Regions from separate parts of the Homo sapiens genome. Here region 1 is linked to region 2. The links are chromatin loops, found by intact Hi-C in ENCODE. Cell type or tissue: gastrocnemius medialis. All regions are shown on one strand. Each heading gives the region's core, and the rest is flanking DNA. Links, peaks and the distances in the headings are about the cores only. Region 1 overlaps RBM20 (RNA binding motif protein 20). Region 2 overlaps RBM20 (RNA binding motif protein 20).

Region 1 (16,326 bases), core at 5,360-13,359, 99 kb before region 2:
CTGGCCTTCCACAGACATTTCTATTTTCCTGAGCCTCCATTTCCTTATTTATACAAGTTCCCCAATGTGCAGGGTCTTGGCGAGAAATAAATAATAAAAACGATGTGTATCATCCCAGGTCAGGGTGGCCCATCTGTGACACTGGCACTAAATAAACTCCAAGATGGTTGTGAAAACTGCAAGGTGGCTTTACAGGGACAGACACAGAGAAAGTGCACCTCGGGCAGGTACACAAAAACTACTAACAGGCTGAGAAAGCCCCAAGGCCCCTTCCAGAAACCTGATTACTCTGTTTATGACGACTCAGTCAGCCAAGGAGAAAGTGCCTGGCCTCAAATGGCAGGAGCTTAAGTGAAAGTGAACACCTATCTCTGGGGACCCTAGAGTGGGATGGGAGGGGCTGAGGACAGACACAAATCACCCTACCAACAGCAAACACAGCATACAACTGTCAGTGCAGTGTCCCGTCTCTGTCAAATATAAACACGCGAGCCTGGGCAACATGGCGACACCCTGTCTCTCCAAAAATTAGCTGAGTCTGGTGGCACATGCCTGTAGTCCCAGTTACTTGGAGGCTAAGGTAGGAGGATCGCTTGAGCCCAGGAGGTGGAGATTACAGTAAGCCATGATCATGCCACTGCACTCCAGCCTGGGTGACACAGCGAGACCCTGTCTCGATAAATAAATAAATAAATAACAATAAAAAGGAAAAGAAAAGAAAATGAGAAAAAAAAAACCTAAACAAAAATAAATAAACAAACAAGGCAACGAAACACTCAGACTCCAACACAGGTGGGAGAAGTTTAAATGCAGCCAAGTCTGTCCCCAGAAGGGCTTGGTGGCAGTGGCAGATGGTCTTTGCGGTCCTTTTAGATTTTGTGGCAGTTCGGATATAATCTGAAGGCTCATTTCCAGAGCTCCGTGTCACTTTGGTCTTCTCTTGCTTAAAAACAGGGAGCTTTAGAGGCAGTAACTGCTCTTCGCTCCACAGACATTAGTGATATGATCAGACAGTGGCAGGATCCTGGCTGTTCCTGGTTTTACTCAAAAAAAAGTGTTTCTGAAAAGATGCATGTAAATGGAATCAGACATACAAAGTGCTGGCGCAGGACCAGACCTCACTTGTGGAGGAAAATGGGATCTCTGTGAGGGCTGAAAGGGAGACAACCGGGGAATTTCATTCCCCTCAGTATTTCTTTTCTGTTTGCATTTTCACAATAAGCATAAGTTTTGTAAGCAGAAAAACATTAGAAATGTATATGCAAAAACAACTCACTGGGCATTCATTGGAAACTGGAAAAATATCCTTTGGCAACAGAGTAATCACCCCTTATCTTTGGGGTGATATCTTTGGAGGTCAGTGTTTGTAGGCAGAAAGAAAGTCAATAGTTTCTCTGAGGGACTCTTCTGCTACTTAAAGGAGACTTGCAAAGTATTTTTCAAGAGTGGATTAATCATTTCTCCATTTCTCAGCTTGTCTTCAAATGTCAATGTTCTCGCATTTCAGGTTTTCCTCAAGACAGATACACCTGCATTCAATTCCATATGCTGGCAATGGCAAACCGGGGGACCAGCGTCTGACAGAAGGATGTGAATGAACATCAAGCCACTGACAATGTAGGGGTTGGCTGGGGCAGGCTTTGTCCTTGTCCCTCAGATAGGCTTGAGGAGGCTCATGTGACCAGCAAGATGTCACAGAGGTTATAATGATAAAACCAGACAAATGCTGACTCTCCCCTTCCACTGGGTCTGTAGAAAAGGCCTCCAAACATCTGAGTTCATCTTGGCAGATGCTGTCAGGGTGCAGAAGAATGTGGATACCAGGTGTGGCTGGCCTCTTCATCTTGCTCCATGGGTGGCCAAGGCCAGAGAAGTCCCTGTCACCTGCAACGCAGCCTCAGAACCTCCCAAGCGGCTTGTGGGGTAGGGAGAGGGGGAGGTGAGAGGGGCTTACTAAAGAGGAGGATCACAGCAAGGAAGAGACCCCTCAGATCCTCGCAGAGAGGCTGCAGGGCTTAGTGGTTACAAATGAGGCTTCCAGAGCTAGGCTGCCTAGGTTCAAATCCCACCACCTCCATTTACCAGCTATGTGGCCTCATATAAGGTACTAAGCTTCTCTAGGCCTCAGTTTCCCAACTGTACAATAAGGATAATAATAGTATCCACCTCATGGGGTTGTCTAGAGGACTAAATGAGCTAATACAAAACAAAAATGCTAAGAACATATTGAGTACTATATAAATGTTGGCTGTTGTTTTTATTATCATCCTACAATGACTGGGGCTCTCTGTCCCCTCCTAGCTCCCAAAATGTTAGCTCTCTGTCCCCTCCTAGCTCCTCGCAGAGAGCTGTCCCCTAGGTCTCTGTCCCCTCCTAGCTCCTAGCAAAATGTTTCCTGCGTTGCTTCTCACCAGGCTCAAGCCAGATAAACTCCCCATCTCTAGGTGTTCGGAGGAAGTGGCACTCAGAGCTTCGAGGAATTAATTAGAATCAACACACAAATCATCAGATAGCTTGTGCTTGCCCACTGGTACGTAATTTAAAAGTACATCCATGGGAACCTCAAAACATCTCTAAGGTGGAGCAAGTGTGACCCTGGGTATTACTAGACAGATTTGTGTAAGGGGAACACTGATACCAAGACTCGGACAAAATCCTATGGCCAGCAGACAGAGCCAGCCTTAGACAGCATGGGTTTCCCCCCGACTCTTCACAGCCAAAATGGGTTAAAAGCGCTCGTTACTCAAGAACAGCCATGGTTACTTCATATGTACTTGACGGTTCCCAAATCATTGTCCCTGATATTATCTCATCTGATCCTCACAAGGGCAGGACAATACTGGATCTATCCCAAGCCTTGCTCCCACTGTCTGGCGCTGGCCACTGAACCAGAAGCCTGGGCTGCAGAGCTGCATGGGATGTTCTGAGATTCGAGGAATAATCAAAACAATAAATTACACAAGCTGGATGGAAATCCAGTTGTTTACTTTATCTTCCAAAGGCATTATTGTTCCCACTTAAGGAAACAGAGCCTCAGAGAAGTAAAGTGACTTGCCTGGAGACACACAGCAAGTGGCTCCCAAAGTAGGACTTGAACTTAGGTCCCTAGAGCCAAGTCCATAGGAAAGGGTCTCTGGCTCAATGGGCAGCGCTGGAGGGTGGGGAAGAGGCCTGGGACAGACTGCAGAATGTCCTGCCTGTGTCTCTCCTCTCCCCATCCACCCCCCTTTATGGAGGGGCTCAGTTAATGCCATCTCTTCCCCGTACCCAGACCCCAGGTTGGAGTCAATTTACAAGCCCTGCCCCCTGCCCACCTGACACTCAATCCAGCCTCCCCCATCGTGGTCACAGTTCCTCCCCTTCAGTGCCTGGAGTGGGGTCTCAGGGCAGGGTTGTGAGCACAGAGGTGCCTCCATGGCCCACACCCCCATCAGGACACAAGGTCATGTTACCAGGAATCTGACCTCAGAGGACAGGCCTCACTGAATCTAGCCATTGCAGTCTCCTGGGACTGACCCGAAGCTGCCATTGACCTGGGCATGGCTCTGAGCGAGCAGAGTGCAGAGAGGGAAACCACAAAATTCTCTTTCACCAAAATGTGGGCTTCCAGACAGGGGCTCTCTCGAAGCGCTTCTCCTATTCAACATCACAGATCAACACACACAAATAAACAGAAGCCTGGGCTCAGGCAGGCCTCACGTCTCATCATGAACCACCTCGCTTTTCCGCTTACTCACTCCTCAGAGCCTGAGAGCTGCACTTCACAGCTTACTGGCCTGATGCTTTGCAATGCCAACACGTAGAGGGGACAGCACGTGGAGACATGCTCTTGTGAGCTTGTGTTCACTCGCAGGAGAAGAGAGAAAGAGGCTGCAGCAACTCACACCACAAAAGCACAGGCACAGGCTAAGGCACACAAACAGGTGCCCTCCAGCAGGGTTCAGACAAATGCATTTGTTTTACAGTCAGTTTTCCTCCCACTCCCCTTTCTCCTGCCCAGAGGAGAAGAAGAGGTCAGATGGGGGTGTAGGGTGGTGGCACAAAACAACTGAAACCCCAGAGAGAAGAGGAGCTGTCACCGTTGGTGAAAAAGGAGAGATGAAGCTTAGGAGCTTTGGAGGACGAAAATGTATGTTGCAGAGACAGCAAAACTAAAAACAAACAAAAACATCATACAGCACAAACCAGTTCCTCAAGGGGCCAACAAATGCTACTGGTGCGTAGTCCTTACTTTCACACACTTTCTGGTTCAAGCTTCAAAATTACCCTCTCATAGGAAATAATCTACTTCCATAAAACATTAAATAGTCTTAAAAAAACATAAAAAGCTCCAACTTTTTTTTTTCTAAGCCAGCGCTGAATGCTAGAAAGTCCAGGAATGCCTTGAATTTTAAGGATTTATGTCTGCTTCTTAAGTCATGTGTTTCAATACTAGATGAACTGGATTAAACAGCTCTTCACTTCTGTCTGGGGTTGTTTTTCTGAATGACACAAAGCCAGGTCAGCACCTCTAGGCCCAGATATAGCAGGTGATACTACAAACGCTTGACAACAACAATGACAATGGAGAAAATGGTTTTTTTGTTTGTTTGTTTTGAGACAGAGTCCCGGTCTGTCACCTGCGCTGGAGTGCAGTGGTGCGATCTCGGCTCACTGCAACCTTTGCCTCCCGGGTTCAAGTGATTCTCTTGCCTCAGCCTCCCAAGTAGCTGCGACTACAGGCATACACCATTCATGAACCAATCTATGGCCAGAAAGTGTGATGATCTCCTTGGCTGCCTGAGTCACATGCTCACCTCACTTCTGGTCATGTCATCTTGGAAACTAGAGAAGTGTAATTCCCAGAGTGGAAAATTGAAGGGTACCAGGTATAAATGGGTCTAGACCTCAAAAGCCAGCCAACTCTCCACTAAAAAAAGTGTTAACATCCTCCCAGCCTGTGGCATGTCAGGTGCATACTGAGCATGAAGAACACAGTGCTGGGGAAAGCAACAAGCATTTCAGGGTGACTGGCACACAGAGAGGTATTTGAGGCAGGGCATGGTGGCTCACACCTGTAATCCTAGCACTTTGGCCACCTGTAATTCCAGCACTTTGGTTGACCGAGGCAGGAAGATCACTTGGGACCAGGAGTTAGTTCAAGGCTGCAGTGAGATATGATTGCACCATTGCATTCCAGCCTGGCTGTCTCAAATAAACAAACAAATAAATAAACTAATAATCATTTTCATTAATTTCTAGAGAAAATGTTTCCGTACTCACAGTTGTCCCCACAGAAGCCAAAGGAAATGTGGGGCTTGACTGAGTGAATGACCTTGCTGGAATGGGCACGTATGATGTTCCAAGATTTGAGGCATAATCTAAATGATGAATTACACAAAGTCAGTGAAAACCCAGAATGTAACATCAAAAGTCATTATTAGGACATAAGCAGGCATAGAAAACTGAACCTTTCCCCTTCACATATTATTAGTGATTGGCATGATTGTACCTCTGGACATGCTGATAATCAGCAAAGCTTTACGTCTCAAGTATCTCAGAGAATACTGATGGGCCCAGACAGCAGGCCCAATGCATTTTAGTGTCTTGGGATCTGTTTGCTTTCTACATCCGTGAGAAGGGGACATCAGGGAAGTCCTGGTTATTAAAGACAGGACATAATGTGCCTGTGGGTAGCCCACTTCTGCTTCAAGCTGCTGACCTGTAGGGCCTTGCTCACCTTCATTCCCAGCAGGGTTATAAACAGCTGTGCTGTTGGGAGAAGCACACAATGTTCCCTCTGCCGAACCAAGTATACACCGGATGCCAGCACTGGAGAGGGCGAGAAAGGGAAACCGGCTCCTTAATAAGTTAAACAAAGAATTAGCATGTGACCCAGAAATTCCACTCGTAGGTGCAGACCCCCAAATAGTTGAAAACAGGTGTTCAAACAAAAACTGTCCCCAAACCTTCCTAGCAGCCCTATTCACAATAGTCAAAAGGTGGAAACAATCCAAATGTCCATCAAAAGATGAATGGATAAACAAGAATGTGATATATACATGCAATAGAATATTGTTCAGTCATAGAAAGGTTGTACATATTACAACATGGATGGATGTACCTTGAAAATGTTATGCTAAGTAAAAAAGAAAAAGCCAGTCACCAAAGGCCACATATCATATGATTCCATTTACAGAAAAGTACAGAACAGGCAAATCCGTAGAGACAGAAGGCAGATTGGTGGTTGCCAGGGGCTGGCTTAGGGGGAATAGGGAGTGATTACTTAATGAGTATGAGGTTTCCTTTTGGAGTAATGAAAATATTCCGGAACTAGAGAGTGGTAACATTTGCACAATGTCGTGAATGTGCTAAATGCCACTGAATTGTATACTTCAAAGTATTTTCAAAGTATTTAAAATAGTAAGCCCTATGTGAACTTGACTACAATGAAAAAAATGAAAGCCAGAAAAGGGAGGCACACGCCCACGCACACACGCACTTCCGGCCTCTGCCTGGTGTTTTCTGCCTAGCATTTACCACCAGGGATGCTGTAATTTTCTTGTTCATTTTGTTTATCATCTCCCTGGCCCCTGTGAAGCACAAGCTCCTTGAGGGCAGGAACTTTGCCTGTTCTGGTCTCTGCTATTGCCCCAGGACTCAAAACAGCGTGTGACACACAGTAAATGCTCAGTGAATATGTGTTGAGCCTACGCATGAGCCTGTCCTCCTGAACAGCACTTACTTTTCAGAGAAGACCAGGCATTTCTGAGCGTGCAGCTTCCCTTTCACATGCAGCTCCCAGTCCTAGGTCAGAAGGAAAGAAAAGTGACCAAAGTAGAACTGAGTCCATGGGAAGGCAAAGGATGAGCACAGAGACACTGGTCAGGCAGGGAGCACAGAGCGCCCAGAGGCTGGACCACCCCTGCAGACACATCCCTCCACCCTTCCTCTCTCCCTCCCAGGCTCCTCCCACTGTTCCTGCCTCCCCATCCAGCCTTTGCTCCATCAGCTCCTCATCCATACATCTCATGCCCATCTTGAACAGGAGCCCAGACTCACAAATTGGATTCCCTCTACCCCTCTCAATGGACCCTTGCCCCCACCACCTACCTCCCACCTCCCACCCCTTCTCCTTTCCCCCAGGAAGACCCCACCTATTTCATATCCAGTTGGGAGAATCTGGCAGGTAGACTCACAGTGACTTACAAAGCCTTAGAAAAGGTTCATGAGAGACAAAATCCTTGAGCACCTCCCCGTGTCAGCTAGTCCCCTCCCAAGACTAGAGGTCAGAGGGCATGTCCTATCTGGGTCACAGGGATGCACTTGGATGGTGTGACCCAAACAGAGGTGAATGACATGCTGCAGTGTGACTCACACTCTGCAAGGACATTATTATGCTTTTGGACAGGATGAGAGATGGGAGGCAGGACAGCCCAGTGTTTAAATGGTGCAGGCTCTGAAAGGGTCAGGGCCACATTTGAATCTCCACTCTGCCACTTTCAAGCTGGGGAGGTGGCGGGGAGAAGGGGCTGAGTAAGTCATCTCATCTCTCTGGGCCTCAGTTTTCTCATCTGTAAAATGAAAATCATAATAATATCTACCTCATAAGAGTTACTGCTGGCACACAGAAAGGGTTTAATATATGGTATTTGTTATAATTGTTATTGCTTCAAAATATTTCACTGCATCTGCAATACATTTTTTGGGGGGACATTATACTATCATATACCTCTGTTTGCAGGAACTCAAAGCATTTCCCAACCACCGGGAAGGTGTCATGAGACTCTACCTCCATTTTGCTGATGGGGAAGCTGAGGCTCTCTATAATAATTTGTCTAGGTCCCAAGGGGGAATTAATCTGTTTCCCCTGATCCAAAATTCTGCTTTTTTTCTTTTCTAACTCACTACAATATGGGTACTCAAGGGGCAGTAGATTCTAGGCATACTACGGGGGAGAAGCCCTCCACGAGAAGGCAGGAAACTCCTGAGCCCCTTCTCTCTGCAACCCAGGTGGGGTCCTTTGCTCCCCTACTCAGCCTCAGCTTTCTCATCTAGAAAAAGTGTGTAAGAATTTCTGACTCACCTTCAAGCAAGGGACTGGTCCTGATACATTTCTGAAATTCCTATGGGTCCTAATACCTGTGATTTTAGTCAAGAATACTGATGGCAAAATTCTGTTACCCCAATGCAACAGTTCCTTGCCCATTGGCAGCGTGAGTTGGGTCATGGGGAAAGGCCTGCCCAGGCTTCTAGCTGTGGCTCCCAGCCTGTCTTGGACAACTCACCTTCAAATCAAACACCTTCTTGTCACAGATGCTACAGATATGCGGCAAGTGGAGGGGGGCCACACCGTGAAAGTCGTTCAGCTCATGAGCCTGCAGGGGCCGCACAGATAGCAACGCCTGGTCCTCCTTGGCCCTCCGCCCAGCACCGATAAAACCCTGTTTGCTGTTGTTAAGCCGACCCCCGAAGGAAGGAGGTGTCCTGTCTGAGGTTGGTTCCTCGGGGTCGTACAGCTCATAGGGCTGGTTGTGGGGTGGAGGCCACATGGGACCTGCTGTGAGATCAGGCTTGCTTTGGCCCGAGAATCCATGGGGGCTCTCCCATTGGCTGTTTGTGCCCTGCAGCAGTGGCCCGACCTCACTTTTCAGGCCCCCAGCCTGCTCAGCTGGAAATCCGCTGGCCACATGTGAACCTTGGGAGTTGGGTCCGTAAAAATCTTTGGAAAAGGCAGCTTGACCATCCTGCCCTGTGTGGCTGTAGTGCCCTTCATAGGTCACACTGCCCGAGGTTGAGGCCGAGGATGGCAGGAAGCCAGGCTGACCATCTGTTTCAGGGCCATATGTCTGGCCAGAGCTGGCTTTGCCATACTCATAGAATCCTGCTGTAGCTGGAGCAGGCCCAGTCTTGCCAATGCCCAAGATGACTGCTGGCTGGCCAGGGGTCTGAGGCATTACCCCAGTGAAAGGATGCATCACCATGGCACTGGGTGGCTGGTTGGGAAGGTTCATGGAGGGTCCGGGGCCTCGTGTCTGGCTGGGGGGTGAAAAGGCAATTGCATTAGAGGGAAACCGGGTACTGGGTATGGCTGCAGCATGTTGGGGAACCCCAGCATGGCCGTGGGGGCCAGTGATCACAGACGGATGCCTCAGTTGATTGAAGAGAGGCTGGGACATGGCCACTTTGGAGAGGACTTGGTTCAGGACTGTGGCGGCTGCAGTGTTGTTGGTGACAGCTGTCTGTGCCAGCTTCAGCCGGTGGAGGGTGAGCTGGGCCTGCAGTTGAGCCAGCTGGAGACTGGCAGGTGAAGGAAGCAGAGGGTTCGGGTTACTGACCGAGAATGGGTTCTTGTCCAGGAGCTTGGCGGCACTGTGGGAAGACAGAGGTCTAGATGCACAGCTGGTTTTCAATGAGGGGGGCAAGGGGCTGTTCTTTGTTATCTGTGGTCCCCCCTCCCACATAAACAAGACCTTCCCACACTGGTCCCACATACAAGTGAATCTGCAAAAACCTGTGCTCACACATACACATTAAAAAAAAAAAAAAAAACTCCAATGGAAAAATTATATGACAGAACGTTCAATCTCACTAGTAAGTAGAAACATAAACTAAAACCATTCAAAACAAATATTTGCCTAGCAAAATAGCAATTTTTTAAAATGGCACTCCGTGTTGGAGAGAGAGTAGAATAGGCACAATGTCAATGATAATCAACGCATACAGCTTTGTTAAAAGATAGTCTAACAAAATGCATTTATTATAGCCATATTCTTTGACCCTGGAATTCAATTATATAAATCAAAACTGAGAAAATGAGCTCAAATGCAGACAAAATTTGATACCCAAAGATGCTTAATACTATACTATTTAAGAGTCCAAAGTTGAAAATTACAAATATCCAACAATAGCGAGATGGGATTTGAACTGAGGAAATTATGATACACCAACATAATAAAATATTAAGTAACCATTACTATTGGTGTTCAAATTTCTACTTTATTATGTAACATTTAGGACATTCAAAAAAGAGTACACAGCACCAAGCTTAAGACAGAGAGCATTCCAATACGATAAATCTCCCTTGGTTACGTGCTCCCCCCACCTCACCCTTCCCCGTGATTGCCAATGGTAAACATTATCTTGAATTTGCCAAAGTCTCTGTTACAAAAAAACAAAAACAAAACCACTTTAATGACATGAGAAAATCTATATGCTCTAATGTTAAGTGAAAAAGGCAGGCTTAACAATTGCCTACAGAGTGAATCGTGTTTACATTTGTGCCAAACACATTTTCATCCTTGTCCTCATTTCACATCCAAAAGTAACATGAATTGTCTTCCTGTCTGAATATAGGCACAAACAAATTCAGCGTCTCCTATACTCTCACAACACGAACCACTTCTGACACTAGATGTGTGGGAGGTTTTCTCCACACACCAAGCAAGCAACCAGTTCTGCAGTGGACACCAGCTGGGTGTCTGCCAATTCAGTTCTGACACTACCTGGGGAAAGCGTCAGATCCCACAGGTTGATGGCTCAGCCCCACAAGACTGTCCCCCCACTTTGGATGTCAATCACAAGCCCCAGGTTGTTTTACTCATGCTTCTGACCAACTGGCTGTAAATCAGAATTAGACTAATTTGCTAGAGAGGCTCCCAGAACTGAGGGAGATGCTTAGTTTTACTGGTTTATTAGAAAGGATATATGACAAAGGATGCCAATGAACACCAGATGGAAGAGGTGCATGGGGCAAAGTGTTTGGGAAGGGGTACAGAGCTCCCACATCCTCTCGGGCACCCCCCTCTCCAGGAACCTCCACATGTCCCAGTCCTTTCTGGGTTTTTACGGAGGTTTCATTGCACAGGCATGTTTGATTAAATCATTGGCCATTGGTGATCAACTCTACTTTCAGCCCCATTCTCCTTCCCTGAGGTTAGGGGTGAGGCTGAAAGTCCCAACCCTTCCATCCTGCTGTGGTCTTTCCAGTAACCAGACCCCATCCTAAAGATACCTAAGGGGCTGCCAGACATTTGTCAGCTTATTAGCATACAAAAAGATATTTATCCGATTCCAAAGACTTTTGGAGTTTTATGCTAGGAAACCTGAGGAAGACCAAATCTCACAATATCACAGTTCCCTTCAACTGAGCTCTCAAACCTAACTAGTATAAGGAATAACCAAAAAATTACAAGTAAAAAAATCTGAATTTGAGGTAGGGGACAATAGCAGACTCTCACCGAATCTTACTGCAGAAAGGGTGTCCGTCTGACATGTGTCTTTCATGTGACCTATATTGGTTGGTTATAGTGGTTTCTGGACCAAAAATCAGTGTGCATGGTCTGGAAACTGGAAAGACTTTCCCAGAACATCTGGGATATGTGGTTACCACAGGCAGGGAGGGAATCTTTGGTTAAGACCACATTTTCCAGGTTTTAAATTCCCCTCTGAAAAGTGGGTGTCATCAGGAAATATGTTCAGGATGTTGATGAACTGGAATTCTGGGACATTTGAATGGGAAGAAGGGGACTGGAAAACTGGAAATTGGAGTTGCCATAAACAATGCATGCTGTACAATAAGCATGCTTAGGCAGTACAGGGTAGACACTGCACAACTGGGACACCTTAGTCTCCACTGTCACAGGTTCTGTACAGTAAAAATCCAATGATAATGGAACAAAAACGAGAGAGGCTGGGAGCTAGCTCAGCTGAGGAGGAAAAGGGAGACATAGCAAGTGACATGGGTTGCCACACTGTCTTGTTGGAAGGGAGTTCCCAGAACATCAGGCACACCCACATTTAAATGTAAGTACAAAGCACATTTGAGAGCCAGATAAAATGCCTTTGTTATTCTTTCCCATTTGCATGAAAAATCAAAAATTGCCTATAAGTTGTTAAAAAGACACCACCTTCCCCAGCCAGCAGCCCTGCTATGCTCCAAGGGCAGAACAGGCTGGCTGCATTTTAAAATATGGGGGAAGAGGGCACTGAAAGTTAAAGGTAGTTACAGCCCTGTTCTCCTTTGGGGAGCCGGGCTGGTTGCAAACAAGCCTTGGGGGTCCCTGGGTGACCCAGCACAAATTCAACAGCAGCAGAATGGGGAGCGACCAATGTCTATGTAGGCAAGAATACGGAAGGAAGAGGAGAATGGATGGTCAAGAGTCTGATGATAGATTTTGACTTGTGTAGTATTAAGTAGCTGAGCTTTAGAAAAGCAATTAAGCTTAACTCAAAACCGTGGCCACACAGGGCCAACTCTTCCTCCCAGGTTTGTCCATCATACAGCCTGTTCTTGCTAACAAGGCGATAATGAGGTGCCAAGTTGGTTTCCATGACCAGAGTAAGACAAGGTTGGTTTTGTTTTTCCCAGAGAAGTCAGCTCTATTTTCTAAAATTGCATTCTGGGCAGGAGGGAGCTCTTAGTAGAGATTCCCCTTTGCCACTGAAAGGACACGTGAGGAAGGGCTTTCCAACTAGGAAAGCCAGCCATGCTGGGTATTTGCAGGTCAGCCATGGGAAACCTGTCCTTTTCAGAGTATGGCCCAGGTTACAGACGTTAACCCATTCAGATTCCTCAAAAAATAAGAAAACTAACCAGGTTTTCTTCTTAATTTTTGCTTTGACTAGGAAATTTTCATCATTCCCAACTTTAGTCAACCTTGAGTAGAAGTGATTTCACATGAATCATCAGAGCTGAGCACCTGCTTTCATCCAAACACCCTAGACAAAGAAGAAAAAACACATCATACTATTTTTAAAGCCCTAAAATTCTTAGCCTGCAATAGTTAATAACCTGAAATTGAGGTGCATATAGTAGTGATCATATTTCTGAACCAAAAATTGGGGTGCATGATCTGACACCCCTGGAAGCTGGAACTGATGTCTCCTGCTGTCTTCCCACTCCTTAGTTTGTCACTTTTATATCACTCAGCACATCCTGTGCCTTGGGTTAAAAATAATTGCGTGCGTGCCTTTCTACTCCACCAGACATAAGTTCCACAAGAGAAAGGAGTGTGTCTTGGAGAATCTTGTATTTCCTCAGCACACTGCCTCCCACTTTATGGGCACAAAGTAATTGCCGTGAACAAAATGAAGAAGGAAGATAAGGGGTATGGCTCATCAGAATCTGGTGGCTTTGAGGCAATATGGACACCTCTTTTATGAGTACCCAATTCTGTGGAGAAAAACCCACAAACAGCTCAAAAAGGACAATCTAAATACACCCAAGAAGCAAATAAAACTAAACCTACAAGCAGGTACAAAGTCACCTTCCTAGGTCACTATCTACAATTTCCCACTCCAATGCAGGAGCTTCAGTACACTCTTTCTCTGTCTAAGTTCAGGTTTTTAAATTGAGTGGATAATCCCTGCAGTAGGCTGAATAATAAAAATGTTCACATTCTAACCCACAGAGGCTGTGAATATGTTATCTTACATGGTAAAGGGGACTTTGCAGACATGATTGAATTAAAGATCTTGATTATCTGAATTTCTGAATTTAATTTGGTATGCCCAATGTAATCACAAGAGTCCTTCTAAGACGGAAGCAGGAGGATCAGAGTCAGCGAGAAGATATAAGGATGGAAACAGAAGTCAGAGAGGAGAGAAGATGCTTTGCTGCTGGCTTTGAAGATGGAGGAAGGGGCCATGAGCCAAAGAAATGCAGGAAGCCTCTTAGAAACTAGAAAAGACCAGGAAACAGATTGTCCCTTAGAGCCTCCAGAAGGAACTAACACCTTGACCGTAGTCCAGTGAGGCTGGTTTTGGACTTATGGCCTCCAGAACTGTAAGATAATACATGTATGTTATTATAAGCCATTAAATTTGTGGCAATTTGTTACAGCAGCAATAGAAAACCAACACAATTCCCAAGACAATTAGATGCAAAAGTGGCTTCCACTAGAGAGGCGGTGGTAGGTGTAGGGGCTGACTGGACCTTGCTGGTATGAATTGATCCCCCCAGAGTACAGACCATCTGACCAAACATCCAAAGACCCTCTGGGAATGTAGTCAGGGGCCAATTCTGCACAAATAGGGGCCCAAGCAACGTGTCTCAGACCTGGCCAGTCCAAGAACCACATCCCTCTGGCAACAGTGATTGGCTCATGGGGGAACACTCTCGGATACTTTGTTAGAGCTATCAGGCATGATTCTCTGTCATGCCATGGTTGCTAAATTGTTGTTAAGCCATCACTTAATGACAGCCTGCTTGAGAATAAAGCCAACTCAGAAGATGCTGGCCTGAAGACAGAGGTACAGGCAGCTCCTTGATGACTTCCTAGGAATGCCTTGAGCCAGCTTCTCCTGAATCCACCCTGTACTTTGCTGGACATGAAGCAATGCATTTCCTTTATTTGCTTAAAGAAAGCCAACCTACGTAAACCACGGGCATTTAACCATCTTTTAAAGACGGTTCCTGTCTGTGGCCCACATTGACTTGAAGGTTCCTGGTCACCCTCCAGTTTCCTCTGCAGGAGTGGACTGACTGTGAGGACCCAGTAGTTGGAGCTACAGGGTCACTATCATCATCATAGGGAGAAAAGAGGATTAGAAGATAAGGAGTGGGCAACTGCTGAGAGAGGAGGCAGCAGGCATGGGGATGGGATTTGAGGGATCCAAGAGAGTCTTAACATCTGGTTGGTGAACCAGGACTTAAAGGGCTGTGGAATAACAAGGACACAGCTGAAGTGCAGTAGAGTGAATGTGCGTAGATGTATCAGCAGGCTCTCTCCTGGTAATGTCCAGCCATCCAGAAGCAGGAGCCAAGAACCACAGCCCAGAGCATGGTAGTGCCTAAACTCATGCACCGGCCACATCTGCAATAAGCACAATATCTTCCAAGATAACCAGTTCAGGAATTTAAATTCACTTCCAGTGCAACTGGCTGAGTGGTGAATGCGCCATTTCTTCTTTTGTGCTAAAATATAGAAAGTAATCGAGGTGAGAGGGCTGATGACCAGGCAAGAAAATATTTTCTAGGTATGACCACACTATAAAGGTGTGGCCAAATAAATGCAACGCTGAAGGTCAGATCTTTAGAGCAGAGTTGAGAATTTATGATCTTTCCATGTCTTTATGACACATTCTGCTAGTGTCAACACAGGAGAGACTTAAAGCAAAGAGAGGATTAATGTCAACTTAACTAACAAGAACTACATTATAGTTTTCCTTCCTTCTGAACCATTTTTCTTTAAAACATTCCTTATTTATGGTATTTTGGTGGGAATTTCTTTTTAATATTTATCTTTCCTAGATCAAAAATTCTCAACTCTGCTATAATGCTTTCAGAAGCTAGGTCAGAATATGAACTAGAGAGGGACATTCCTGAATGTCAGGTTACAAAGGTGACAATGACAACACAACAGTCATATTGGGGCTAAAGTTCAAACTCTAGCTAGTGATCACACTTTAAGAGTGAGCTGAGGCCTTACAGACAATTTAGTTTAACTCACTCATTCTACAGACAAAAACAAAACAAAACAAACAAAAAGAAAACAACAAAAAACAAACAAACAAAAAACCGCAAAAGCCAATGAAGTTGGCGTCCTCTGTGAAACCGCCTAAGTCACACACCGAGACAGAGAAGAGCTGGGACTGGAATGCAGGCTGCCTCTGTCCTCAGGGCTGATGGAGGTAGCTGTGGTCGGATACACGCCTATCAACATATACCAGATGAATTCTCTCTTTGCAAGGAGAAGATGAGGCCACACACCTTTTGGATAGTGCTCTTTCTTGATAACAATAGGGCTGCTGGGTCTTCACTAGCTTGGCCTCTGTGACTAATTTCGAGACTACTGGGTCAATGCTGCTATTCTGTGTTTGGGCCTTAGCCATGACATTACCATATGATGATTCATATCACCATGACACCTCTTGGAATGATTCATAACAGCAATATAATCCTATCATCTCTCTTTTGTTTTGTGTTTTTCAGTTGGTGTGTTAATGAGTGTTCTCACTTCATTAGCTGTCTCATCTCCAGAACAGCCATATGGACAGCTAAGTCAAATATGACCATTTCCAGTCTATAGTAAGAAGACTGAGACCAAGAAAGATCAGATGAACCGTGTGAGGTCATCCAGTGAATAAGGGACTTGACTGGGACTTGAAGGAGGGTTTTTAAACTGTAAGGCCAATATTCTATCCTCTGTTTACACGTTCATTAAAGGGAGCTCCAAAAACCACATTTCTGGGCCTACTTCCTTTGGGCCAGTTAAACATGAGTTTGGGTTAGTTAAACATGAGTTTAACTAACATGTTTGGTATCAGATCCCCGGGCTTTCAGTCCACTGTGCTCCGTACGTCGCTTATCAGGCAGAGCACAGTCTCAGAACCAGGGGACTATGC
Region 2 (16,326 bases), core at 3,978-11,977:
CTGAAGGCCCTATTTAAGCATTGTTTCATTCCCATTTTCTGGAAGCACTTAAAATTAAGATATCTCTTTTATGAGTGACACAAATTGACAATCAGATGAAAAGCCCATCTAAATATATGCAATCCAGAATCTTCCCTGGCTTCTACCTCTCTGATTTTGTCACAGCTTCTTGATGATATGAAGAATACCAAGAAATAGAAACACTGCTACTTTAGACTTGTAAAAGGCTTTATACTCTATGCCAATTGTCACTAAATGTACAAAATGCCATCACCAACAGGAGGGACTCTACACTGTGGGACTAGAAGCATCGGAAACAAGGCTTTCCACGGAATTTCCCAACAAACAAACTCCCTAGATTTTTAAAGACCCGCACTACCAGCACAGAACAACCGTGTGGATTTCCAACAAAGATATAAAATAGTTATACATGATGGAACTGTAAAACACCAATTAAACTGTTACTGATATTTTCTCCCATCAAAAGCAGGCACCTGCCCCTGAGCTCCGGCCAATAGAGCTGAAAGGGAAGGCTGGCCCATGGATTTCCAACTTTCTCTGAGTCCTTAGTCTGATTGATTTTTCCTCATAGCACTCATTAGCTGACATTATACTGTTTGTGCATGTGTTTACTTGCTATGTCTGTTTCCTAGAAGCTAAGCTCCATGAGGGCAGGTTTTGTCTCTCACTCACCCCTGTGTCCCCAGGCCTCCAGCAGAGCCTGACTCATGGGAGGCCCCAGTCAGCACGTGCTGAACCAAGGGAGTGCAAGAGTTGAGTTGGTTGGAGGATCTACTGATCTTGATTCTATCAATGTCAATATCCTGGTTATGATATCAGGTGATGGTTTTCAAGATGTTGCCATTGGGGGAAACGGAATAAAGGGTACACAGGGTCCTTCTATATTATTTCATACAACAGCAGGTGAATGTAGAATTATTTCAAAATACAAAGTTTAATTTTTAAAAACTTTAAAATACATGCAAACAAACAAAAAAATGCCTAAAAGCCATTCTATAAGATCCTATTATTCTTCAAAACTGTAAAGGAGATTAAAAAAAAAAACAGGAAAGACAGAGAAGCTATTATAGGCTGGGGAAGACTAAGAAGAAATGATAACTAAATGCCATGTTGGATCCTGGGTAGGATCATGAAACAGAAAAAGGACATTGGTGGGAAAACTGAAGAAATCTGAATAATGTCCATAGTTTGTTAATAGTATTGTACCAACATTAATAATGTTTTAGTTTTGAAAAATGTACCATGGTTATGTAAGGTATTGACATTAGGGGAAGTTAGGGAAACTCTATGTGCTTGATTTGTAGCTTTTTTAGTAAATCTAAAATTATTGCAAAGTAACAGTGCTTTTTTTTTAAATGCAGGATTGGAAGAAGGATGTTTGATAATGCACCAAGCAGTTAACTAGAACTATATCTGCTTTACTTTTCAGATAAAAATCATACAAATCTAAGCAGTAAAAATGTTGGGACATCAACGTGTAAACAATTATGTTGTGGTATGAATCCGAAATCCTTAGGGCCAAATTTGGTGAAATTTAGAATCTTTTTTATTTTGAAAAACAAACAAGTATGATGCATGTGCTAGACTTTGAACCCAGTAGAGTCCAGGCCAGAACCATAGCATTAAACACATGAACATTTCTTGAGTAAAATGCATAAATAGTCACACTATGTGAGATTAAAAATAAAGACTGCAAACAGCCTCTCATCCTATCAAGTCAGATTTTGTTGCCAAATACTTTTGCTCAAAACTTTAAGAAAAACCTCTCTGTTTTCAGAGCTATTTGTATTTCAAAACTGCAGATAAGGAATTGTGGACTGGATTATTAGGATTCCAAATGAATAATATTTGATTTTTAATTTGTTAGACCACCAAATTTCTAAAAATTATCAACTCATTATTTCTCTCTCTCCTTTTTAAAACACATACACACACATACACACACACACACACACACACACACACACACACACACACAAAACCATTTAGGAGTAGCACTCATGACCCAGAGGAAGGACAAGGAGGACTTCTAGGATGTTGATGTTTTATTTCTTAATCTAGGAGCTGGTTAGAAGAGTAAACATTCAATGAGCTATGCACTTAAAATTTGTGTACCTTTTTTATATGTATCGTAAATGTTGATGCAACATTTTTAAAAAAGCAGCAATGACACAATTGATGTAAAGTCAAAACATGTTAACATGGGAAGAAGTCTTTTCTCATTCGAGATATGTAGTCACATCCCCTGTATCACAGGTGGACAATGGTCAAGTGACTTGCCCAAGGTCACACAGCAACGCAGTGGGAGAACAGAGACTTCCAGCTCAACTCCTGGTTTGTTACGCAAAATCACGAGATTTCTGTTTCAAACATTTGTTCTATAATATGTGTTACTAATTAACTGGGAAAACTTGTAATACCATCAGACTGGAGTTAATACCCAGACATTTTTTGCTCGTTTAGATTTACTTTTTCCCATGAAATTACAGAACTGATGTCTGGATCAGATGTCTATATTTAATTGGGTGTAACTATGCTTCTCTCTAATAATGCGTAAAATCATCAATGACCATAAATACAAGTTAAGTGTTTTGTCACATCATCCAACTTAATCATTCAGCTATGAATATATCATGGATGATTTAAATCACATTGATTGGACTCAGCACTTAAAAAATGTTAACCCTCTAGTTAGCTATGACATTTTAAGGATGGAAAGGAAAATATAATTTGGGCCTCTTTGACTTACATACTTTTAGTATCTTACTACTTTTCTAGACATTACCATATGACTCAGCTTTTCACTGTGTTTAATTTACATTCTTACTTTTCATAGTTTACAATCTTGCCATAGGCAGCTGAACTGGGACAGTACTAGAAAAGCACTGTGCTTATACAAGGAACACAAATTTTTTCTTTTTTTTTTTTTTTCTTTTTGAGACAGTCTCGCTCTGTTACCCAGGCTGTAGTGCAGTGGCATGATCTTGGCTCACTGCAACCTCCGCCTCCTGGGTTCAAGCAATTCTCCTGCCTCAGCCTCTCGAGTAGCTGGGACTACAGGCATGCACCACCACACCCGGCTAATTTTTATATTTTTAGTAGAGGCGGGGTTTCACCGTGTTGGTCAGGCTGGTCTCGAACTCCTGACCTCAAATGATCTGCCTGCCTCAGCCTCCCAAAGTGCTAGGATTACAGGCATGAGTCACTGCACCCGGCCTATTTCTTTTACTGTAAAAATAAATGATGGATAGAAATGCCTATAAGCAGAAATTTCCAAATTCCAGACATCTGTAAAAATATCTCTTAGATAAAATTGTAATTTCCATTTATATTTTATTATTTTTTTTTAGAGACAGCATCTGGCTCCATCACCTAGGCTGGATGCAGTGGTGGGATCCTAGCTCACTGCAGCCTTTGAACTCCTGGGCTCAAGCAACCTTCCCGTCTCAGCCTCCCAAGTAGCTGGGACTACAGGCGTGCGCTACCATGTGTAATTTCCATTTTTAAAAAGCACATTAAAATCAGAGAGTTTTAACTGGGCTTCAGACTGAATTACTGGCATTCTGTGCTAAATTGTGTGGGGGTGGGATCGGGGGAAGGAGGCTCATACTTCCATCAGATTCTTGAAGGAAGCCATGACCTTAACTATAGGGGGGCCAAGCGGAAGAATCATTCATCATTAGTCACTAGCTACTATAAATAAATAGTAATAATAAAGAGTAAGGAAAGTAAGATCTGGGAGTGAGAGCCCAAGTTTCTATCACAGGTTTCATAGGATATTTAAAGAGTCATGACGACATTGTCATGTAGCGCTGTACCTTGGGCCCTCACAAGAGCCCTTTGAAGCAGGAATGGACTGGGCTCCATTTTGCGGATGAGAAAAGTAAGGTCCGTGAGATTAAAGAACTTGTCAAAGCTCCACAGCTATTCAATGTGGATGCAAGATGCTGGGAATACATATAGCATTTAAACTGATCCCCATCCGAGCTATACGCTCAGGCTTACGTTAAATACCTGTGAGGATTTAAAGGGTCTCTTAAAAGTTCTCCTATCATGTCAGCCTGCGTCACTGTGCTTTTAAAACAAAGATCCTGCATTATGTAAAAGCATTATAAAAATGCAATTTTCAGTGTGTTAGTTTCAATTTGTTTCACAAAGCATACCGAAAAAAAAAGTCTTGCCCTGATCTTGTTACTCACGTTAGCCCGAACCCACCTCCCGACCCTCCCGCCCAAGGCTACCTCAATTCCAACCTTTATTTTTCATGTTCCTTCCAGCCATTCCCTTTCTAGGCATTAAAAATACCTATACCATATACCAACGGTAGAACTCCCTCTGTGCCTTCTAAACCTGAAGTTGGACATCTTTTCCTGCCCGCCCTCCCAAAGGTCTCTCTGCTTCTTCCCCTCTCAGTATGGACTACTAGGGACTTGCTAACCAAAATAGCAAAGAAAAATACATTCCATCGTCTCCTTCCTATCTAGGTGTTTAAATGCCAGAGCTATCTTCCAGCTACCCCATGACCATTCTGAACACAGGCACAGCTGTCAACAGAGGAACAGAAAACAAGAAAGTCCCTGCGAGTCTGACCTGACAGAAGACAGCTTTGTCACCAGTCTCCAAGTCGAAAATAGATCACCCACCACTCAGAAGGGCACAGGGCACTTTTCCACTCTTATCTCAGAGGCCTCCAGGAGTTACATGAAACGCGCTGAGCACTTATGGAATAAAATGTGCAATCAGCGATACGCTTTCAAAATAACTTCTTTTTGACAGGCCCGCCAAGGACAAGATGACAAGGAATGCGTAAGGTCGCGTGTGAAAGTGCTGATCCTCGGCAGCGACCACAAACCCCAGGAAGGACAGCAAAGGCCCCTACGGCCAACAGCTGGGTCATTCGCCTCGTTTTACAAATGCGCAAACAACACTCTCTACCGCAATTCAGGCAGATCGCTCTCCTTGTGCTAAAGCTTTTGCAAACAGATTCACTTCTCAAGATGTTAGGATCCACCGCAATCATCCAGCTGTTTCACCAGCAGTTCTCTTTACTTGTCTCCTTCACATTTTGTGTGTGCGTGGTGGCAGGGCAGGGCCGGCGGAGTGCTCCCAAGCTTCAAGAGGTCTACATCTGACTCATAACTTTATTTAGGCTGCATCCCAGATAGTGAAATAAACACATGGTGACAAAGTCTACGATTTTCTCTTGTAAATTTTTTTAAAGTATTAAAATCCTCACTTTTCATCCAGTGCTGCAATGGAGCAAGATGAACAAGTTAAGTAGGAACAGCATGCCTGAATTTTGCATGCAATTTCCCATTATGAGTGGAAACTGGCCTGAACTTCTACAGTGTTTTGTAGCACATACTTCTTTAGTTAAAGAGGGTGGAAATTAAGCTGTAGTTTATGAGGCTTTTAATTCTGTACCAAGACAAATCAGAAACTCCCCATATTATTTTTTGGTTGTTGTTTTTTGTGTTGTTTTGGTTTGGTTTTGTTCTAACAATATCTTGGGCAAATGACAATTTCTGTTTTCTTTTTCTTTTTCTTTTGTTTTGTTTTGTTTTGTTTTGTTTTGTTTTTAAGATGGAGTCTCACTCTGTCACCCAGGCTGGAGTGCAATGGCACAATCTTGGCTCACTGCAACCTCTGCCTCCCGGGTTCAAACGATTCTCCTGCCTCAGCCTCCTGAGTAGTGGGACTACAGGTGTGCTCCACCACACCCGGCTAATTTTTGTATTTTTAGTAGAGAAAGGGTTTCATCATGCTGGCCAGGCTGGTCTCGAACTCCTGACCTCAGGCGATCCACCTGCCTCGGCCTCCCAAAGTGCTGGGATTACAGGCATGAGCCACTGCGCCCATCCCAAATGACAATTCTTGTCTGTCAATGTTTTCCTTGACACTGTAGAAAAATTATTTCCATGACTTTCTTTAAGAGCTGAATGAATTTACTCATCTCCCGCCGCCCCAAAATATAGTTAATTAAAAATATTTCAGAGTGAGGCATACAACTCTGTTCTTAGTCACAGGATATAACTTGATTTTTCTTTTTCTTCCATTATCTTCCAGCAAAGAGCTACAAGTTTCTGAAATCATCTAAAGAACCCACAAAAACATAAAAGCCACATTCATCAATCATTTCACTAATCTTCCATACAGTTACCTTAAGAATAATTTCAACTGTAGATAGAAATAGAAGTTTCTCCTATTTTAAAAAACTGACTCAACATATTCATTTTGTTTTTTAAAACAGGTCAAATAGCTTTTGAAAGTTGAATTGGAAGTCTTGATTGGCTCTCCAATTGAGGCAAAATCATTTAGACTGACATTTTAATTTAATCTAGAAATGAGCAAGTAAAAGTTACAAAACTCAATTCGCTTTAACTCTTCACTGAAGCAAGGTTTTAAACTCTTAAATAACCTTCCCCAACAAATAACAGAACAAAAAGGAAGCTCTTAAGGAATAAGAGGATAGGGAGAGATAATAACTGGAACCACTCTCAAAATGCAAACCTGACCTAGCATTTACGAGAAAACATTACCAATCTCCTCTTGCACACAAAATTAATGAAAACCAATTACCAGCTCCAATCGCTCTAATGCGGACACTCTTACTGCAACTCAACCAGCACCAGCTGTGTTGTAGATTGAAATTGTAAATCTGACCAGTGCTTTGAGCCAAAAAATAAAACTGCCTTCTGCCATTAACAAGTTCATGAAATTCAGACCTATTAGGTCTTAGGGCACCGGCTGCCCACAAAGTTGTAATTAGAATAAAGCTGACTATGAAATCAAGAAGGTGGTCAAGAATTCGATGAGAACAAAAAAAGCCCAACACTTAGCAACCACTTTTGGATTTTTTGCTCTCATCTAATTCTTGATCACAAGAATTAGACACAATCAAAAATTGTGATCAATGACACAATCAAAAATTGTGATCATCATAACCCAAAAAGTAAAAGAAATATCTGACTCCATACTGACATAAATACTTGATAAATAAACAAGCGAGGAAGAAGGAACAACAGCTCTTCCTTACAGAAGAATTCCAAATAATAAATGGAGAAGGAATGACTGAAATGGAAAATCACTGTTAGAATATGACAATGATAACTATTATAGGCAAGCTCCACAGATGAATGCCAAAATTAGCAGGTGAAAGTTTGAAAAGAAACAGGATATTTGCATAATCCTACAGTAGCTCCCCTGAAATATTCTTAATTACAAAGAAAAAATAGCAGCTTTTAACTTTACAGTTAACACCACCTTAAGCAAGCAATTAAGTGATGCTCTGAGAAGGGCACATCCCCTCTTTGGGAATCTTCTTCCAACACACATAACCTCAATCTAATCATCAGGACACATCAGGCAAACTCAAATCCAGGAATCTTTCACAACAGGAGTTGGCAGATTACAGCCCAAGGACCAAATGTGAACCTTTGCCCGTTTCCATAAATGAAGTCATACCGAGACCCAGCCATGTTCATTTATTTACATATTGTCTGAGGCTGATCTGTGCCACAACAGTAAAGGTGGGTAGTTGCAACAGAGAACATGTGGCCTGCAAAGCGAAAACTCTTTACTATCTGGCCCTAGATAGAAAAAGTTGGCTCCATCTGTGTTCTACAAAATAAGTGACCAATACTCTTCAAAAATGTCAAGGTCATGAAAAACAAGAAAAGACTGAGGTACTGTCATATTCTGGAGGATGCTAATGGAGACATGACAACGAATGCCAGGTGGGATCCTGGATTGCATCCTGAAATAGAAAAACACATTAGTGAAGGCCAGATGTGATGGCTCACGCCTGTAATCCCAGCACTTTGGGAGGCCGAGGCGGGTGGATCACCTGAGGTCAGGAGTTCGAGATCAGCCTTGCCAGCATGGTGAAACCCCATCCCTACTAAAAATACAAAAAAATTAGCCGGGCATGGTGATGGGCAACTGTAATCCCAGCTACTCAGGAGGCTGAGGCAGGAGAATCATCTGAACCCGGGAGGCAGAGGTTGCAGTGAGCCAAGATCATGCCATTGCACTGCAACCTGAGCAACAAGAGCGAAACTTTGTCTCAACAACAACAACAAAAAAAAAAGCAGAAAAGAAAAGGAAAAGAAAAAGGAAACATTAATGAAAAGACTGTTGAAATCTGAAAAATGTCTGTAGTGTGGTTATTAATAGTGTGCCAATATTCTTTTCTTGGTTGTGATAAATGTATCATGGCTTATCCAAGATGTTAACGCTAGGTGCAGCTGGGTAAAAAGCATACAGGAACTCTCTGCACTATTTTTGCAAATTTTCTGTAGGTCTAAAATCATTTTAAAATAAAAAGTTAAACAGTAATTGTGATGAACTCCTCACCCGACCTCAGGCTAACGGGGAGCAGCAGCAGCTGCCATTTCTAGGCCAGCCTCAACCTTCCAATGGTGTCTTTACAGGGCTTAAAAGCAACTGCAAAAATAATTCCAAGGTCACTGACACTTCAAGCCAGTGACCTGAAGGCAGAAAAGATTAGCAGAGAGCATGCCTCAACCAATACTGCCTTTACAAATACCTTACAGTTTAGGGTTTCATGTACTTAAATATAAAGTACTAAACAAGAGGATGAAATTAGACATCTAAATCTCTCTTGTGCCATTTCTCAAAGCTTAAACTAACCCTTAAAGATAGGTGGATGTGAAGATTTTCTTGGAAGTGTTGGCAGGAGGAGGTTTGGTGCAGACCCTATTGCGAGGAGACGTGGTCTAACAGCAGGGGGAGACAGTGTGTCCCTGGGATTCCGGGCCAGTTCTGTCACCAGCTTCTCGCACAGCCCTGACAAGGGAGTGAAATGCCTTCTGCAGAGGTCTCTCCCTTGTTTGCTCAAAGGCTGTCCCTGCATGGTCAGTGAGGAATGTGCGAGAAGAAGGTGCCCCTGTTTCTCTTCTATCAAGCAAGTGCCCCCTAGACAGAAACCATCCAGGCAGACTTAAGATTTTTCACGAATGTAACAAGTCATGTCTGTAATTACGCAAAAATACAGAGAGAGAATAAGAGACAGACTGAAGAAGAAAGAAGTGGAAAAGAAAGAGAAGTAAATGGAAATGAGTGGGGAGAGGGGAGCACACGAGAGAAACAGGAAGGAAATATGGAGGTGCAGCTGTCCCCAGCAAGAAGCAGCTGAGCAAACGGACCCTCGAGAAGCACCTGTCTTCCTCCAACCTTACTGATCAAACCTGGTATAGGTGCATCAAAGCTGGGGTGAAGGAGAAGGTCCTGCCAAGCCCCACTATGAAAGGTGGGTCACAGCCTCCCCCAGGCGTGCACCCTCCCCGCCCCCAGGTGACACGCATTGCGTGACAGCGCACCACAGCCCACGCTAGTTAGCCGTATGTGTCAGTCCCCGAGCTAGCCAAACACCCTTGGCAAATCCTGGCTCGCCACTGAACACACAACCCAGCAGCCCGAGGCCATCCATCATGCCAGCCCAGGAGAACAGATGAGACTTGGAGAAGGAGGCTCCTACCACCTTTTTAGCTGACCGAGCTCCTCCTCCCCCAGCTTTGAGAGAACCGAACCCCTGAGATGGGGGAAACCAGGCAGTGGCCAGTGCCATCAGGAGAAGAAAGAGGAGGCAATTTTATGAATGGACCATTCAGACAGGGAAAACAGCCCTGTGGGCCTTCCCTGGCCAGTGCCACCCCTCCCCACTCTGAAAATTCTTTCGACTCCATCTGCTCCGAAGGAGGCAACACATCCAAGGAGCAAACCCACCACCCACTCCAAACTTGAACTTCCGCCCCCACCAAGAACATTCCAGTGGTTTTGCCAAACAAACTAATTGCTCTCCCCCAGGACAGCCTGCATGACAACAGGTGCCCGGCTCCCGGCTCTAATGCCACCACTCACAGTTTCTGGGTTTCATTGTTTTTAATTAGCCTAAATAATTGTTCTTAAAGTCATTTAGAAACAGTGCTGTCCTACTGTGCCCTTATCTCAAAATATGAGAAGAGCAGGTTAAAAGGGGCAGTGTCAGTCCAGGGATGAAACTGAGATTGAGGTGCCCGCCGACCGTCTCTGGCACCAGATGGCATGAGCTGTGAATGACAATCACCAAGTGAATGCCGCTGTGGCCATCTGTGTGCTGGGTCTGTCTGCCTGGCTGGGAAGTGCGTCTGCATGTGCCCCAGTCCATCAGGGCTAGAGGAAGGCGGACCTGCCTCCCAGCCCTCAGCCAAGCCCTCTCTCAGGAAACAGCCACGCTGCAGACAGACAGACTGCCAGCCTGTGGCTTTGCCTGCCCAGCCCTTCAGAGAGGATCCAGGGGCTCGCAAAGCCCTTGCATAAAGTCACACCTGATTTTCAAAACAACCCCATGAGGCAGACACCATAAGCAGGAAACCAAAACATAGGGGCTTACATGATGTGCCCAGCTTAAGAACTGCAATAACAGGAACTATGATAATTATTAACAAGAAGAGGCTGGGCACGGTGGCTCATGCCTCTAATCCCAGTGCTTTAGGAGGGTGAGGCAGGAGGATTGCTTGAGGCCACTAGTTTGAGATCACCTGGGCAACATAGTGAGACCCTGTCTCTACAAAAAATAAAAATTAGCTGGGCATGGTGGCTCGTGCCTATAGTCCCAGCTACTCGTGAGGCTGAGGCAAGAGGATCACTTGAGCCGAGGCGTTCAAGGCCGCAGTGAGCTATGATCACACCACTGCATTCCAACTTGGGCAACAGAGCAAGACTCTATCTCTAAAAAAAATTAAAAATAAAAAAAAGAAGAAAAAGGACAATGAGCATTTATTGGGTACTTACTATGTGCCAGATACTGTGCTAATCACTTTATACAGCCTTCATCCTAGTGCCAACCTTGGGAGGAAGACAGGAGTACTTATAAATAAGAAGCAGAGGCTCCATTTCATATATTCAAGCCTGAGGCTCCAGGAGGCCAAGTTTCCTGCCCAGGTCTCCATGGCTCCTCAGCAGAGTATCCTGGATTTGAACCGAGAACCTGCATATTAAACCACTGCAGAGCCTCTTTATCTCCAAGTGTGGGTTGCAGCAAAGCATGAACCCATCTGTGCTCCAGGCCTGAATGAACATAAACCAAGTCATTCCAAAAGTCTCTGTATTGCTGAGCTTGAACTTTCAGACTCCTGGACCAGTGCTCCCTCTACTGCAGCATATCATGAAAATGTCACATCTTCATTAGATATGAAGTGAATCTACCACCAAACATTCTCCTATTGCCCACTGCTTCTGTAATAAAATTTAGACCTAGAAAAATCTTTCAAGGTCATCAGGCTCAACACCTTTATATTCCAGATGTGGAAACCAAATCTCCAAGTCTCAGAGAAGCCAAGTTCATTGATCAAGGGAGTGGGTGGCAGGATGAAGAGTAGACCCCAGACTCCCCCGGCCTTGCACACTCAAGAGTGCTTTCCAAAACCAAACTGTACCTTCCCAGAAATGAACAATAAGGGAGAAATCACACAATAGGATGCTTTCCATGGGTGTCCTTAACTCAGGAGATCCTTTCTCTGATGATGCTGCAGTGGGCATGATGCTGCTTTAATCAAAGTGAACCAAATTATGAGAAGATCATGGTCTCAACATGCTATGAGCTCAAGTACGTCTTGAAACAGAATTCCATTTAGTGACACCCTCATAGCCACTTAATGGCAAAGTAATGTATTTAAATGCCTTGACACCTAAACATTTTTTTGCATAATTACATTTAATCTTTGCTCTTTGGTTAGGTTTTTATAGGGATTTGTTTTGTGTGGATAAACTTTTGAGTACTCCCATAGCTCTATTTCCCCACATTGTCTATAAGAAAGATAAGGTTGAAAGAAATCCTTTCTTTTCCTTAATATTATTTATCCCAGTTTATGTTTTATAGTTACCTATTTTTTTGGTTTATGTTAGTTTTCCTCACTAGACAGGAAGCTCCATCCATAAGAATTACCTATTCCATTCATCACTCAGCACCTAAGACAGCACCTAGCACATAATAGGTGTTCAGTAAATACTTCTTTCAGTTGAATGAATTAAAAATGAAGTTCCCCGAGGGTTAAGCTGTGAAGGAGCAACATCTAGAGGGTGCAAATCCCCTCTGACTCGAGTAAAACAATTCAGAAAGCCATTTTACCAGCCTGGTTGGTATCATTATTTTTAGAGAGATGTCTACAACATGAAGACAAGTAACATGAGATACATGCCCATCGAACACACCAACTATCTAAGATCTTCCGTTTTATCAGAAATTTGGAAAAATTAAACAATATGTAACACTCCAGTTTTCCCAAAATACCATTTAGCACCAAATAGTTCTGTGCTATGGTTTGAATATTTGTCCCCTTTAAGATGAGGCCTTTGGCTGGGCGCGGTGGCTCACGCCTGTAATCCCAGCACTTTGGGAGGCCAAGGCAGGCAGATCACGAGGTCAGGAGATAGGGACCATCCTGGCTAACACGGTGAAACCCCATCTCTACTAAAAATACAAAAAATTAGCTGGGCGTGGTGGTGGGCACCCGTAGTCCCAGCTACTCGGGAGGCTGCGGCAGGAGAATGGCGTGAACCCAGGAGGCAGAGCTTGCAGTGAGCAGAGATGGAGCCACTGTACTCCAGCCTTGGTGACAGAGCTAGACTGTGTCTCAAAAAAAAAAAGAAAAAAGAAAAAAAGATAGGGCCTTTAAGAGGTGACTGGGTCATAAGGGCTCTGGATTAATCCATTTATAGGTTAACATATTCATAGTTAATGGATTAATGGGTTATTATGAGAGTGGGACTGGTGGCTTTATAAGAGGAGAGAGGCCTGAGCTAGCACGCTTAGCCTCCTCCACCATGTGATACCCTATGCCACCTCGGGATTCTACAGAGTTCCCACCAGCAAGAAGGCCCTTACCAGATGCAGCCCCTTGACCTTGGACTTCTCAGCCCCCATAACTATAATAAATAAATTTTGGTTTCTTTAAAAATTATCCTGTTTTAGGAATTCTGTTAAAAGCAACAGAAAACAGCCTAAGACAGTCTACAAGTATCTATCTGATTGCAGCCTTACTTGAAAATTTTAAAATTCTAAAGTGACTCTGAGATTTTTTAAAAACATTAATATTTTCAAGCTACATATATTTTAAACCTCTTTATAGCCTCTTGCATCCACAAATTTAAAAACCAATATTGGATTTGAAGCAAAAAAAATAGCATTTGTTGCTTCCAAAGAAGCCAAGTTGGATTATATCAACGATACAGGGACAAGAACAAATAGGTTTGTCACAACCAAGGAGACTGCAAATCAGAAAAGTACAAGAAGTTGTTCTTCCTAATTGATAGACACTTTGTGAATTTTGAAATTTGTGAATGAAGTAATATAAAGAAAAACTCTACAATTGCAGAATGTCATACAGAAGAAAAACTACCATATGAACAGTTTGAAATGTGCAGGAACGCAAGTGTAAGAAGTACTAAGTGATGTTGCCCCATAAATTCTGAGAGCGATAGTTAGAATTAGCATTTCATCTTAGAGCAAAGTTTCTCTTCCACTGTTTTTTTCCTTTTATGCATGTTGTCTAAACGTCTCTGCCTTGGTTATAATTGTTTCGTGCATTGTTTAACTTTATAGGCAATAAAAGATACCACTTCCAAATATCTATTTTTCTCTCTCTGTGAGATGCAGGGCACTTATCTGTCAGCGCCGTCAGGAAGTGGGAACCAGCAGAGCGAGGACACTGGGAATTTCAGCATATCCTGATTTCAGCCCCTGGGATGTACAATTGGCACCAGATTTTATGCCAAATTTCAGTACAATGGAAATGTCCTGGTTTCACCCTCTGGGTTTTAGAAGACAAAAGGAAATGCAGTCAGTTCTTGGAGCAAAGCAGAACCACATCTGGAATTCATAGTCCATTCCTGGGATGCTCCAGAAGAAGAAATCCAGCGCCCACTATCCGTTAGCTAATTATCATTGCAGGTGACTACCAAGTAAACTCTACCTAAATCATGTCCACCCTCACTGCTTCTCATTCTCAGAGACTGCATTATAACCCTACATATATCTGTGAAATATAAGCCATAGCAGCTATCATTTCCTGCCTGCTTACTCTCTGCTAGGCATTCTGCTAAATGATTATATATATTATCACATTTAATGCTCCCAACAACCTGAGGTAAATATTCTTCCTTTTTCATAAATGAGCAAATCAAGGCTCAGAGAAGTAATTTCCAAGGTCACAGCTGGTAAGTGGTAGAGCCAGAATGTGAGCCCAGGTCTGTCTGACTTGAAAGGCGGGGCTCCCTTAGAACTTGAGGGGGACTATGTTAATCTCAACAGGGGCTTTCAACAAGCACCAAGAGACAGTATTATACAGTGGTGAAGAACAGACTCTGAAAGCAAGCTGCCTGATTCAGTTCATCTGAACCCCTGCTTGCCCACATACCTTACCCGCTGGAAGTTGGTTGACTTCTTTATATCCCAGTTCCTCTGCTATAAAGTGGACATAACAATTGTTATCTGTTCCATAAGGTTGTTTGGGGATTAAATAAGATACTACATGTAAAGTCCTCAGAACCACATTATAAGAATGCAAGACACAGCTGCTCATAATGATGATGGTGCTGGTTGTGGTAAAGGCCATGATCTCAAGGATAAGCCTCGCTTCTTAACTTTGGAGCCTCCTCCCAAACCTAGCCCATCATCCTACCTATTTTTTTGACTATCACAATTCAATATTAAACTTATTCACCAAAACAGGCTCTCTTTTCCTTTATTCCCATCCTGCTCTTTTCCGGGTATAGCCAGTAAGTTCACTTCCACCTATCCAAAACTTGCTCACTTCTTCAAGGCTCCCCCAAATCCCACCTCCATGAAGTCTCCCCCAAACACAGATGATCCATTGTTCTTCTTCCAGACAAATTGCAGTCCACCATTTAGAGTCAGCATTTAGAGCATCATCAGCAATCAGCAATGTACCATGGATACAGAATTGCATCCTGCCTTGGAACGTGTATTAGATATTTTGACTTTGTTTGCCTTATCCCCACAACTTGGTTGCAAGCTCCTTGAGGACAGTATATGATATATTTCTATGTCCTCCATAGGCAATAATACAGAGCTAGTGTGTGCACACACACAGACACACAATCACATCAAATAGGCATATCCTCCGGTGGGAGAATTCTGAAGTTATTGATTTAAATTATTTTAAATGTCAAGAGTGCAGAATGAAATCAAGAAAGAATCTAAAAAATATAGTACATCGACAGCCTCAAAAACACCAGACCTTGTATGTGATCTTGAAGACTTAAGCAGTGATCAATCTTAACGCCTGCACTTATTACCAGCTTGTTAATATGCAGGTTTCCTGATGCAATTCAAATTATTTGGATTAAACAGATTCAACACCATTAATCCAGTGAGCTTCAAAGTGATCTACAAGACTTGGGAGACATTATTGAGCTTGCGTGGTCACGACAAAAATGTGCAGCTACAGGTTATGTAATTCAAGTCTGCTCATCGTCTGGAAATGGGCTTGGAATTGGGAATGATTCTCAGAGGATGCTCAGAATGTGTTTAAACTTCAGGACACTGGAATCCTGCTCTAACCTGAAAGTAGTGGGGCAAAAACAGCAGTCTTGGTTTTAAGAGTTCCCTGTTGTAAGCAATTCCCCATGAACAGGAGAGCCAGGTGCAGAATATGTGAACTGATACGGGTACAGGTTTTCTAATGGATTTTACAGAACATAAGAATTGACTATAACTCAAAAATGACTTCCATCCTACACAGATATTAAAGCCCAGCCCTTCCTTCCAATATGTTTGCAGACTGAGTAGCCATAAATGAGTTTTATATTACTTCCCACCCACCTGACACACAAATGAACTAAAATGCACCCTTAAAGAGATATCGTCTCTCTTCAGGCAGCAAGTTTGGCAAGAAATTGCAATATAAAAATGCAGGAAGGAGGATTAGAATATCCTCAAGTCTGGCCTTGCCTCAGGAAGATACACCCTCAGACTGCCAAAGGAAAGCTTCTCTGCTGGTAGATTCATTCTCCCCAAAATGTTTAGGAAGCCAACCCTAAAAAGCTATGCCACCCACAGTAAAGGATATTCCATTTTTATGTGACTCAAGCTCATAACAATTTCTGATGGCTCTCTGAACTTAGCAATCCAACACAACCTCTAGTACCACTTCAATCCCTGAAACACAAGTAAACCTCATTCCTCCAGTTTCAATATAGGCCACTGTCCTCAGAATGTGGGGAGTTGGAAACAAGCAGATTGCAGAATATACATCTAGGTTTCAGATCACACAGACTTCAGCA

Evidence for each region. Peaks named below come from ENCODE experiments on the same cell type or tissue, not always from the same donor. Only the 100,000 strongest peaks of a DNase experiment are listed, where the experiment ranks them.
Region 1: a loop joins it to region 2, with 4 times the contacts of the local background. A loop is called at or near these places in 3 of 110 quality-filtered maps.

What each region holds. Positions count from the first base shown.
Region 1 is chr10:110,773,826-110,790,151 of GRCh38, reverse strand. RBM20 (RNA binding motif protein 20) reads right to left here. Exons shown (of 14, transcript NM_001134363.3): 2 at 8,268-9,351; 3 at 6,725-6,786; 4 at 5,720-5,811; 5 at 5,263-5,360. Among named protein-coding and RNA genes, the nearest start is that of PDCD4-AS1, 89 kb to the left of the region's middle. RefSeq lists enhancers at 15,390-15,579, 14,470-15,669. In gastrocnemius medialis, for the core only: a CTCF peak has its summit at 9,245; DNase peaks (open chromatin) are centred at 5,740, 8,789 and 9,271; H3K27ac peaks cover 3,874 bases.
Region 2 is chr10:110,673,669-110,689,994 of GRCh38, reverse strand. All of the region lies in intron 1 of RBM20 (RNA binding motif protein 20), which reads right to left. Among named protein-coding and RNA genes, the nearest start is that of RBM20, 37 kb to the right of the region's middle. RefSeq lists an enhancer at 4,894-5,425. In gastrocnemius medialis, for the core only: CTCF peaks have their summits at 8,755 (motif pointing right) and 10,093 (motif pointing right); DNase peaks (open chromatin) are centred at 8,799, 9,414 and 10,164; H3K4me3 peaks cover 553 bases; H3K27ac peaks cover 2,695 bases.